Regions from separate parts of the Homo sapiens genome. Here region 2 is linked to region 1. Evidence: chromatin contacts called from ENCODE Hi-C data. All regions are on one chromosome and are shown on one strand. The core of a region is the stretch at or near the end of the contact, and the rest is flanking DNA. Distances in the headings are between cores, read along the strand shown.

Evidence for each region. A loop is a pair of places that touch in the nucleus more often than their neighbours do.
Region 2: a loop to region 1 is called in a map of heart right ventricle, with 3 times the contacts of the local background. The contact joins two enhancer-like sites. A Hi-C loop is called at or near these places in 4 of 168 maps with a recorded cell type or tissue (breast epithelium, heart right ventricle and right cardiac atrium) and 1 of 37 single-sample maps with no recorded cell type.

Annotation. Positions count from the first base shown.
Region 1 is chr1:68,211,755-68,217,827 of GRCh38, reverse strand. All of the region lies in intron 1 of WLS (Wnt ligand secretion mediator), which reads left to right. Among named protein-coding and RNA genes, the nearest start is that of WLS, 18 kb to the left of the region's middle. Within about 2 kb of position 3,732, at least 13 of the 41 ENCODE cell types and tissues checked have a DNase peak (open chromatin) inside an H3K27ac peak, as active enhancers do; they include breast epithelium, where a contact is called at or near this core.
Region 2 is chr1:68,143,111-68,149,183 of GRCh38, reverse strand. WLS (Wnt ligand secretion mediator) reads left to right here. Exons shown (of 12, transcript NM_024911.7): 7 at 524-621; 8 at 985-1,048; 9 at 3,172-3,315; 10 at 4,532-4,615. All of the region lies in intron 9 of GNG12-AS1 (GNG12, DIRAS3 and WLS antisense RNA 1), which reads right to left. Among named protein-coding and RNA genes, the nearest start is that of MIR1262, 37 kb to the left of the region's middle. RefSeq lists an enhancer at 260-1,459. Within about 2 kb of position 3,588, at least 7 of the 41 ENCODE cell types and tissues checked have a DNase peak (open chromatin) inside an H3K27ac peak, as active enhancers do; they include breast epithelium, where a contact is called at or near this core.

The sequences.
Region 1 (6,073 bases), core at 2,483-4,982:
CCAGACCCCTCTCACAAAGGGGCTGGGTTCCTCCTGACCACCTTGTCAAAGATAAATAAGAGGGGCCCCACAGTTAAGCTGAACAGTTGGAGCAAATTACCAGAGTGTCAGCCCACGTTATCCAAAGCCCAGGGTTATGCTTCCCAAAATAATTACTGAGTAGGTTTTATGTAGGACCCCGGAGTTTTAAGGCATGGGTTTTGTGTGCGTGTGTTCACACCTGCCAATCTGCAGAATTCTTCAGTCAGTTTGGGGTTCTGTTATGGCTTTGTCCATAATCTGTAAGATCATAAACATCACCCCCAGACTATTGATGTTCCCGTTAACCACTGAAGTTTTCCATGGCGAGACTGGTGAAAGCTTGCTCTGTCCTCATGATAAATTAGCTTGTTTATTCCTCTTCTGCTTATTTCTATCCTGCTGTTGGTTAGTGTAATGAAGCAGAAGTCCATTGTATGTGTTCATTGGGTAGCGATCCTCTGGCACCAAAGGGGGTAATTGAGTAGAAAGGCGGAATGCTGTTGGTGCATGGGAGAAGTTAACACCACATGAGGTCACCAGGCTTCAAGCTTTAATCAATGTGGACACAATGCAATTGAGATTGTGAAAAGGGTTTGTTTATAGTGTGAGAGTAAGGGTCAGTAGTTAATTTGAAATGCTGTAGGTGTGTTTTCCTTGAACCAAGAAGGTACAGAGCATGTGTCATAGAGGACTGTAAATATCCTCAAGGGAGGGACGTAATTGGGGTGGGGATTTAAAAAGAAGGGCATTTAAGAACTTCAGTGTACTTCTTATTGCTCCATCCATGTTTTATTGAAATTTTTTGCCATTTTTTAAAATGAGGAGACTGTAGAAGAAAAGTATTTAAGTCCATGGTATAAACGCACAGCCCTACCAACAAAGAACTTTGTCTTTTTCAGCAGTGATTTCCTTTGGGAAGATATTTGGAGTATATAAAATATTGCTAATAGGACCCCTGTATACTAATTCTGAAAGAATGCTCACTCTCAGAAGTTTATATCTTTAGAATCTGTCATTGTTGCGGCTTGAATTAAATAATATGAAAACCATTAACCCTCTACTTGTTCATGCTGCTGCCTTTTTCCATCTCAGGGCTCCAGTCTGTAAAGTGTGCCTGTCTGCTTTTTGGATTAATTTTGGCATCTCCCCCATTATTGTCTAAGTTTCAACAGCTAGAAACACAGCTTCAGCCAATTTGAATGTAGAGAGGGCCTGCCCTTTTGCTGCAGAGAAACTTTGCAAACAAACATCTGGTTTTCTGAAATGACTGCAGGGAAAAGGACATGAGGGTAATGGAGGAGCCAGAGGCTTGCCATGAACTCTCCCATGCTCTGTTGTGTGTTTGTGAAATCTGCGTAATGCACTGATACACCTGATACCTCACATTTGTATAGTGCTTTTATCCTTCTTGAAGGTACTTTAGTAGAAATCATCTTATTTGATCTTCCCAACAACACTCTAAGATAGGCCAGTCCATCAGGGATATTTACATTTTAAACTTATGAAAACTGAGATGGGGAGTAACTGTTTGTGGTATGGTTTATTTGGCAAGGCAGTAGCTATGTTTGTGGAAGGAATAACTCGGGATTTGAATATTAATTGCTACATTATGACAAGTTGAAGAACAAGAAAAAAGAGTAGTTTTAAAAAATATGAACTACTTGTGATAGAAATCACTGTGTATTGGCCAAACATTTCTTTTTGAGCTCTCTTCCAGGACAAGTAAATGACAGTTGTGGTCCATCTTCTTCACCCTCCTCTGTGTAGCAAGCCATTCCCATGAACAGTTGTTGATTCTCTCTTTACATATTTATTCAACACATTTTAGCCTGCTGAGGGTGTCCAGAGTTTTTCTCTTTCCCCGGGTGGAATCTGGGTCTTTAGAACCCCAGGGTAAATCTTAAAGAAGGAACCAGGGAGTGCCTAGGAGATGAGGGTGAAACTAATTTACTGGGTTTAGTTAGTGAATGATGCTATTGTTGCCCACTTTATTAATTCTTTTGTATAGTGCCTTTCTACTTATTTAAGCCATGCTAATAAACATGCATTGAAAGGTTATTTTTAGTGTCAGTATGATAACCCATAGTATGGATAAAATTAAATTGCTCAATCTATTGTTGGACATTTAGAATAATTCCAGTTTAAGGCTATTATAAACAATACTGGAGAAATCTTCTTTGTATTTAAATTCTTATGTACATCCTTTATTATTTCCTTAGTAAATTCACTTTTGTGAATTTATCTTAGGTAAAATGAAATGCACATTTTTAAGGATTTTGATGGTCAGTGATAATCATCATATCACCCATTAGCCAAATCTGGGAATGTCTATCTCTTTGCATGTTAGCCAGTACTGGTGATTACTTTTGTTTAAAAAATGTTTCCCAATGTGCTGATAATATCTTATTCTTTTAATTTACATTTCGTTGATTGATAGTAATGGTAAACCTCTTTTCATGTGCCTACTGGCTACATATATTTTTATATGACTTGCGTGGTTGTTCCTTTCTTTTAATATACTATTTTCAAAGTTGGATCATCCCAGTAATACAACTTCTTGGAGATTAGGAAAAGAAGGAAGATTTATTGGAGAGGATGATTGGTGTTTTTTGGCTGCCTAGTGTTTCGCCTATTTGTTTTGGCAGCAGGATCTGCCTGAATCTCCTTTGTGGAGCATTTTTTTCCCCACTCTCAGTCCATGTGCCTTAAGAGAATCTTCACTTCTGATTCCAGTGATGGACATGTGACCAAGCCAAGCACTAGCCACGGTGGATTTATGCCTCAAGTTAGTCTAATTAGAGTGAATTCTGAGACTTGTGTGGAGGCTACCAGGAAGAGATGTCCTCTCTTTTTCTTACTGAATTTCAACTCACAGAATATAAGCCTGGAATTGTTGGAGTCTTTCCAATGAAGCCTGAGAATGAAGCTAATAAAATACAGGGTGGAATTCAATGACTGTAGAGAAGTGAGATCTGTTGACATAATCTGATTTCTCAAAACAACCACTAGAAGACTGCTTTATCTCTAGATATTTTTCAGTATCATCTTACTAATTTAGTTTTTGCTTAAGTATCTTTGAGCAGGCTTTCCTGTCTCTTACAACCAAAAGAAACTGATACACTTGTTATGCCTTCTTCAGTTTAAAAATAAGTTGGTGGAACCAGATGTGGTGGCTCACACCTGTGGTCCCAGCACTTTGGGAGGCCTGAGGTCAGGAGTTTGAGACTAGCCTGGCTAACATGGTGAAACCCCATCTCTATTAAAAAATACAAAAATTAGCCGAATGTGGTTTCACCTGCCTGTAGTCCCAGCTACTTGGGAGGCTGAGGCAGGAGAATCACTTGAAACTGGGAGGCAGAGGTTGCAGTGAGCCAAGATCACAACACTGCACTCCAGCCTGGGTGACAGTGCGAGACTCCATCTCAAAAAAAAAAAAGGAGTAAGTTGGTGGAGGCCACTGCTGCATTGCAGAGTGTATTTGGACAGTTAGCTTATTTTGATGAAATAAGTCCTCTGTAACAATTAAAGAATAAAATAAGTTATGGAACCAACCTCTGTTAGGCAGCTCCTCTAACTAGAGCAGTATTGGAAATGGGGTGTGTGTGTGTGTGTGTGTGTGTGTGTTCAGAGATCACTGTTGAGCACCAAGTTGCTGGTGAAGATCATTAGTGACAATTCCTGGAACTTGGCCAGGCTGCTGGCTTTGAAGCAAAGCTCATTGCAACACGGGTTCCTGCTGGGCTGGATGTCTGTGTGAAATGGATGGCAACAGGATGTCCCAGCAGCTGAAATGAAGATCCTGAAGGCAGAAGAGAAGCTTTAATGACTGCCCAAGCCGAGCAGTAGTGCTGGGGATGGTTGGGAAATTCAGTAGATGTTATGATGACTCGAGGTTTCTTTGGGACATCTAGAAGGCTGTGAGGCCGAGGAAGCAATGAGCAGCACACGTTGCTACAAGTTCTGAACTAGGTTAGCCATGGGCTACAGAAGGAGTAAACACATGGATTTTGCCCTCCAGCAACTTAAATTTGGGAAGACAAGATCCATAAAATAAGACAGTTTGTTGTTAAGGGCTAAGGGATCTAGGCATTTTTTAGATCAGATAATTTTTTTTTTTGATACATGGGGGTTTGGTATGGGCCTTTAAAGTATGGGACAGCCATCTGAAATACAACTTGATGTGCATAATCCAAGGCAAGATTCATCTCACTCAAGGTGCCAAATTAATAATGAACTTAATACAGAAAGCCATGAGCAGAGTATCAAGAGTTCTGGCTCTAGCCCCATTTATCTCTTTGGTATATCATTGAATCCCTCATGCTTCCTCGTCTTTCCTTTTTTTTTTTTTTTTTTTTGGAATGAAGTTTCGCTCTTGTTGCCCAGTCTGGAGAGCAATGGCGCAATCTCAGCTCACTGCAACCTCTGCGTCCCGGGTTCAAGTGATTCTCCTGCCTCAGCCTCCTGAGTAGCTGGGATTACAGGCGCCTACCACCATGCCTGGCTAATTTTTGTATATTTAGTAGAGACGGGGTTTCACCATGTTGACCAGGCTGGTCTTGAACTTCTGACCTCAGGTGATCCACCTGCCTCGGCCTCCCAAAGTGCTGGGATTACAGACATGAGCCACCACGCCCGGCTTTACTTCCTCTTGTCTTTCTAAATGGACCTGGTAATGCTTTCCCTTGGCAAATAAAAACAGAGGCATGTCTTTCCTCAAAGCCAAGTATGGTTGGGCTTTTCCACCCATTTCTTTTCTTCCTTATTAAAGGCACTAAAATAAATCTTCAGACATGTTAGGTTACCTATCATTAGAAATTTATTTTAGATGATCATTAAGGTATATCTTAGCGCTTAGCTAAATTCTGAAGAATACAAAGAGGCACGAGAGATGATAATCTGTTCATCTGTGGTGTTATTGAAATAAAGCACTGGATGTTAAATTAGTGAGTTGAGATCTCAGTATGGGAATCTACCACTTGCCAGCTATGAGACCTAGTCTTGCTTTTACTGTCTCATCTGTAACCTACTATAGATCTGAAAGCTTAAATAAGATAATTATATGAAGGCATTTATCTTTTGGATTATACCAAAAACAGATAAGGTGGAACTATTTAGCTGAGTAGACAGGCAATGACATATATAAAAACATCATTAATAAAATAGAGCAGTGTAAGATGAAAATATTAGGTAATATTATTTGAGTACTTAGTATGTACCAGGCAATGTATTAAGTATTTTATGTGCATTATGTCAACTCCCGATCTGGTAGTGTTGGAACTAAAATCTTCATCTAACTTGCTATTTTTATGTTTAAAGGTCTAGAGAAATTGAAGGATCCTTAAAGCACTGATTTGGACCTCCTTAACTTGTTAATTGTATTTTCTTTTAAAACCCTTTGTTCTAAAAGTAATGGAATTTGGGGGATAAAACCTGGAGGTGGCTGTGAATTGACCAGAAGGTTTACAAGTACCCATAAGGGCTGGCATTGTGTTAGACATTGTGGGCAAATTCATTCAGCTCTGGGACTCCATCTGTATTTCCCTTCGTGAACTCTTTTGCTGAATGTCCCATCATCCTTTGTCGAGATGAGGTCCTGTTCATCCTGTCTGCTTTCACAACATAAATGTTTTAGGAACTCTCCACAGACTGGCTGGATTGTCTGTTTGGGCTGTGAACAGATTGTGTGGGTGATGAGACAAGTAGGAAAAGACTCAGCGATCAAAAAAGGGGGAAGGAAAGCTCTTTCTCTTTCTCTTAGAATGGAGCTCGGATACAAAGGGTACTTCGTTAATCATGCCTCCTTTGTAATCAGAATGGGGGAGGTATTTTTTTAAACCACCACTATTTTGTCCTCTGTCTCATCCAAGTTAAGCCAACTGTGCAATGGCTAATCGAGGGGTTAAAAATTTCCCAGATGCAGCCAGGCAGAATCAACTTCACTAGATAAAGGAATCATTTGATGGTGATTTGAAAGCTGTCAGGTGTAGCACCAGGCTTCTTGCAGACATGGCACTGGCCTGGTAGGATACCCATGTCCAAGATCCACATGGTG
Region 2 (6,073 bases), core at 2,339-4,838, 68 kb after region 1:
CCTTTTCTTTCTCTTGGTGTCTTTGTTTATCAAGGGGACTCATTCCTGGTTTTAATAAGGATGGGGAGAAAATATGCCTATTTTCCTCACCATAATAGACACACTTTACATATTTAAATGCTTTAATGTCTTTACTTTGTCTTCTGAGGATCAGTCACTTTTATAAACACAAGTTACAAGTCACGTAGAAATTTAATTCAGAATGAGTTATTTTGTGGACCACAAAATGTCCCCTGCCTGGGAGCCGAGGCCTTTCTTTGTGTTCCCATGGCATCCTGTTCTTATTACTCTCAGAGCCCTTATGGCTGGGCTTTGTCATGTTCTACGTATGTGCCAGACTCCCCCACAGAGATGAGCTCCTGAAGAAGAGATTTTCATCTTCTTTGTTCTCATACCTAGAATCTAGCATAGTGCTTGATACACAATAGGTGGTCGGCAAGTGTCCTTCGAATGCTGACTCCCCCATAGAATTGCTTGGTCTTCCTCTCCCCTCTATCTCCCTTCTCAATTTGGTTTTCCTCAGGATCAGCACGAGCGGAACCACATCGCAGGGTATTGGAAGCAAGTCGGACCCATTGCCGTTGGCTCCTTCTGCCTCTTCATATTTGACATGTGTGAGAGGTGAGCAAGTGTTTGTGGGACACTGAGCCAAACTGTGCATCACCACGCCCACTCCTGTCATTTTAGGAGGAGTGTTTGAAAAGGAGAATGGTGGTCGGGAACCTTTGGTTTGGAAGCACTGGACGTGGTCACATCCTCAGACAAGGTCTGGGATCAAATCAAAGGCACAGCTCTTTACAGTTGAAAAATATTTGGGCCGATGTATTCTACAAGCTTCATTTCTCTTTAGGATTTCTGTAATGTTTTTTAGCCTAAATACAGCCCTCACCCCTGCAGCTGAAAAGCTAAGAATATGTGAAAAGGAAAGTTCCCGTTGCCTTTGTATTAATTGTGTCTTGCCTTTCCATCTCATTTTCTTTGTAGAGGGGTACAACTCACGAATCCCTTCTACAGTATCTGGACTACAGACATTGGAACAGAGCTGGCCGTATCCTTCCTTGATGGGCTCAGGGTTTTATTTCTTCCCCTGGCCACCCAGTCCCCAAGATCATTTTCTAAGGCTCTGCTGATGCTCCCCATATGTACTCAGCCAGGGCTTTGATTCTCAGGCCAATCATAACAGCACAATTAAGGCTAATAATAAGAAGAATTACTGCTTGCTTTCAAGCCTGGGTGAGAGCAGGCAAAATGAGAAGGTCACAGCCTATCCTCACAGCAGAGGGATCCGAGTTGCTAGGCTTACTGCAGCCTGTCTGAATTATCTGTTATACACTGTTTCCTGCAGACTGAAGCATGACTAGCTTTTCCCTGGAGCCATGGAGGTTCATCTCTGGGCCCCTGTGGAAGAGCCTGTTTCTGAAACCACCTATGTGTGAGACTTCTTAAGTGACCTTGGTGTGCTGGCAAATCACACTGCTGCTATTTATTCCTGAGACCAAGTGGAGATAAGGCTAAGGTGATTAGTTCCAGAGAAGTCGCCAAGGCTTCTGGTTGGTTGGCATAAACTCTAAGTCATCTTCATGAAGCAGAAGTGACAGTCTTAGCTTATCCCTTTTAGGATGCTGGATTTAAATATTTTATCTTCCGGAATAGTATGTGAAATGATCTTGGGAGAAAAAGACTCTGCTCTGGAGTGGAGAGAAAGGCTTGGGTTGTATTCTTCCTTGATGGCTCATATCTTGCCACGTGCTAGGGAATATCCTTTGTCTTGCCATGATGTTTATATTGGTTTCTCAGTGTCACAAGAACATTGTGAGCAAACTAAATCAGTAGTATCATTTCCTCAAAGATGAGAGAGAAGCTCTACCCTTCCTCTGTTATGCCCCCACCAAATGTTAGCTGCACAACAAGAAGAATGTTTCTAATGTTAAATCTAGTTCAACTTTTTTAATTTTGTAGATAGGATGGAGTGAGTAAAATTTCAAGTCCTGCAGAAAATAACTATATTCCCTTCATTCCAGGATGATGTTCATTATAGGAAAGAAGGAGAAACTGCATTAGATATTATATTATTTAATGAAATATGCACGCCAAGTTCATACTTATTAAATGCTTTTAAAAATAGACAATTTGGGCCAGGTGTGGTGGCTTATCCCTGTAATCCCAGCTACTCGGGAGGCTGAGGCAGGAGAATCGCTTGAACCTGGGAGGAGGAGGTTGTGGTGAGCCAAGATTGTGCCATCGCACTTCAGCCCGGGCAACAAAAGCAAAACTCTGTCTCAAAAAAAAAAAGGCAATTTGGGCAAAGTTGTAGCAGAAAGGGGTTGGAATCAGGTCATCTGCCTTCCAAGGCAGCTCACGCTATCCTAAGACTTGGTGGTTCTCAGACTGGCTCTAATTGGCAGGTCAGTCTCCCTAGTGGGTCTCAAGTATACTGGCAGCAACCCAGACTCCCACCTGTGCCATGTGTCCTTGAATCCCCATTCTGTTGGACAAGATTTTCTGTGGTGACAGAAGATTGCAAATAGTCCTTCATCCCTGGTTTCACTTTAAGACTTTCAAGCCCATGCCCAGGTCCCCTGCACTGAGCCCCCACGTATCTCCTCTTCAATTATGCCAGAGTATCTCAATCGCATTCTTATAAAACTCCAAGGACTAGCCCAGTGGTTCCCAAACATAGTCATACTTGATGTCCTAGCCCTGGAATATCTGATTCCATATATCTAGGGAGGGACCTGGGGATCTACATTTGAACCCTTCTGGTGATTTTACTGTGGTTTTTCATCTGATCCATAGTGACGAATATATGGTTTATTAGTGCTTCTCAAATTTATTGTGTATACGGATCTCCTGGGGACCTGGTTAAAAGGTAGATTCTGATTCATTAGGTCTAGGGTAGGGCCTAGATTCTTCATTTCTAACAAGCAAGACACCATTTCTTTTCTTACTTGGTTTAGAAAGCAATATTGAACACCTCCCTCTGTGGTACTAATGTGTCAAGAAACCTATCATTGGCATTAGAATATCAGGTTTTAATATTTTATCCCCTTGAAAATTTTCTACATATTTGGAGACAAAACAAGTATTGCCAACAGACCTGGGGAGAAGGGCCTGGACCCGGCTCAACTTGGCCTTGGCTAGCCCGTTGTTTCCTTTACTGGACACGACCAGATGGCCTTCATCATCGTGGCTGGAATCTGCCTCTGCCTCTACTTCCTGTTTCTATGCTTCATGGTATTTCAGGTGTTTCGGAACATCAGTGGGAAGCAGTCCAGCCTGCCAGCTATGAGCAAAGTCCGGCGGCTACACTATGAGGTGGGCAGATTTCTTGGCTCGTTCTGGAACTGGTGCTTGCTTGATCTTTCCACTTGATGTGTAAACACACACACCCTGGAGATAGAAAGCCTTTACTTTGAAATACAAATTGAGAGATTCTCATGTAGGATCTCTGGGCAAAATTAGAGGCCAAATCTTACTCTGAGAAGCATCTAGCTGGCCTAAATCTTGGTGTTTTCTGTGGTACAAATGTGTTTCCATTTTCAGTAATGAATAAACTTGTTCAGCCGGTTCTTCAGCTTGGTGATGGAATGTAGGTTACATACTAGCTGGGAGATTGGACTATGGCATAATTGGGATTTTGTTGGGATGAGGCTTTAGTCAAAGTTCTGTCCCAGAATCAACCCTGTCCTGTAATTAAACAGGGTTTAGCCCACGTGATCTGATTTCCAGACTCTTAACAGGCCACATTCCCCTAAAATATCCAGCAGATGCTCAGACAGAGTTCAGTAATCTCTGTTTATAGATTATGTTCCTCATTCAAGAGAAACACTTAACATCCTCAAATCCCCAATGCAAGCAACACATCCTTGATTTATCAGGGATCCCCTGGGTTCATGCCTAAGTGGCTGTCCTTGGAGAAACAAGCCTAATTCCTGTATGAAAAGAGAAGCAGAAACTACAGAACCTCAGAGTTTTTATATGCAGTAGATCTGCACAGAAGAGCCCCTGAATAATAGGCCTCCCTCTCTGAAACACAGGTTCTCTTAAATCCTGCTCTTAGGAAACCACAGGCACTTTCTAAGGCTTGCCTGTCTCCAGAGCTGGAGTGACATGAGAAAATTCAACCAAATCCACTTCATGTTGATTAATATGCACATTTCTTTTTGTTCACTGGAGCAGAATTTTATTACAACCACAGAAAACTTGGATTTGGTAACTTTGAACCCTTGCAGAGAAGCATAACCAGCTTAGCAGGGAAATTAGCAGCCTCACGACGTGTTGTGAATATAATTTCCCAGGCTCTCGTATCGCTGCTTTATGAGTGATAAGAACATAGGAAATACTTGGCCCAAGAAATTTTCAGCCACACTCACCTCTGCAGAAGAAATATTACTATGGGAAACTATTTTACTGTCATTCTTAGGGATTTGGTTTTACAGATTTCTTTAAAATTAAGCTTTTTATAGATTTACATAGTGAGAAAAGGATTGGTAGCTGATGGAGTATTAAACTACTCTTTCTTTTCTAATAGGGGCTAATTTTTAGGTTCAAGTTCCTCATGCTTATCACCTTGGCCTGCGCTGCCATGACTGTCATCTTCTTCATCGTTAGTCAGGTAAGTGGACCCTGAGATGTCAAGGTGAGAATGTCTCTGCAGAGATCCCTCTACCCTGCACAGAAATTCAATAGAGCCACTGAGGAAAGGAGGAGAGAGGCCATAATTCTGGACAGCTGGTCAAGCCATATTTTTCTGGGTCTTGATATCACCTGGCCAAATGGACTAAATTTTCTCTTTCCGTAAAACCTTGTAGGAGATAAAAGTTTCCAAATAAATTAAAAGCCTACAGCCAGATTGAAGGGCACATATTTTATTTACTTATGAGAAAAACTTATCAAGCCGTGTAGCACAACACTAACAAGCATAAATTTGATTCCATTTTTATCTAGCATTAACATAGATCCTTATACAGTCCATCAGCTATTCCTTGTAATAATTATATTGCCACTTAAATATGAAATGTAATTCAAAAGTCTCTTTGATAGCATCTTGTCTTTTCACTGGTTATTTCCAAAACTCAACATTTTGCTATACTTGAAAATCTCAATAACAATCATTTTAAAATATTCATAACTTGTTTTGAAGGGTGGGAAGTACTGTTTAAATCTAATGTATCTATTATTCATTTGAGCATCACAAAAATCCTACGAGGTAAGTAGGGCAGGAATTGTTATCCTAGCTTGCTAGACTATGATATCTAATAGCTTTGGAGAAAGTTTTCATTTATGTTGCTTCCTAGCTGGATAGGACTGTGGATGGATTACTTAACAGTTCTAAGGTTTAATTTTCTTATCTGCAAAATAAATATTACAATAGAACCACAGAAGGTTGCTGTAATGACTACAGGAAGTAATATTTACAAAGAGGGATGCATTCTGAGAAACGCATCATTATGTGAGTTCCTCATTAAGGGAACATCATAGAGTGTACTTACACAAACCTAGATGGTATAGCTTACTACATACCTAGGCCATATGGTGTAACCTATTGCTCCTAGGCTACAAACCTGTACAGCATGTTCCTCTACTGACTACTGTAGGCAATTGTAACACAATGGTAAGTATTTGTGTATTTCAAACATATCTAAACATAGAAAAATACAGTAAAAATATGATATTATAATCTTACAGGACCACTGTCATACATGTGGTCTGTTGTTGACTGAACCATCATTGTGGCAACCAAATGTAGTTAGCAGAGCACCTGGCACATTGTAAGCATGAGTAGCTGTGTTCTTATGAATAGCAAGAAGCTTGAATGTCTTTCTTGCCAAAGGACATGCAATAAGTTAGAGATCAGAACGCAGTCCTTCTGACTCTTTTGCCAGTGCTTTGTCATTTAGCCAAAATGGAGGATTTCAGTAGTGTAGATAGTGTCTTAGGACACGACTTGCTCCATTCTGCTGGGAAGTTTCCCTAGTACAGGGACTCCTAACCATTTTTGTATATGGACCCCTTTAGCAACCTGAAGAAGGCTACGAGTCTCCTCTTAGAATGGTTTCAAATAAGTAAAATA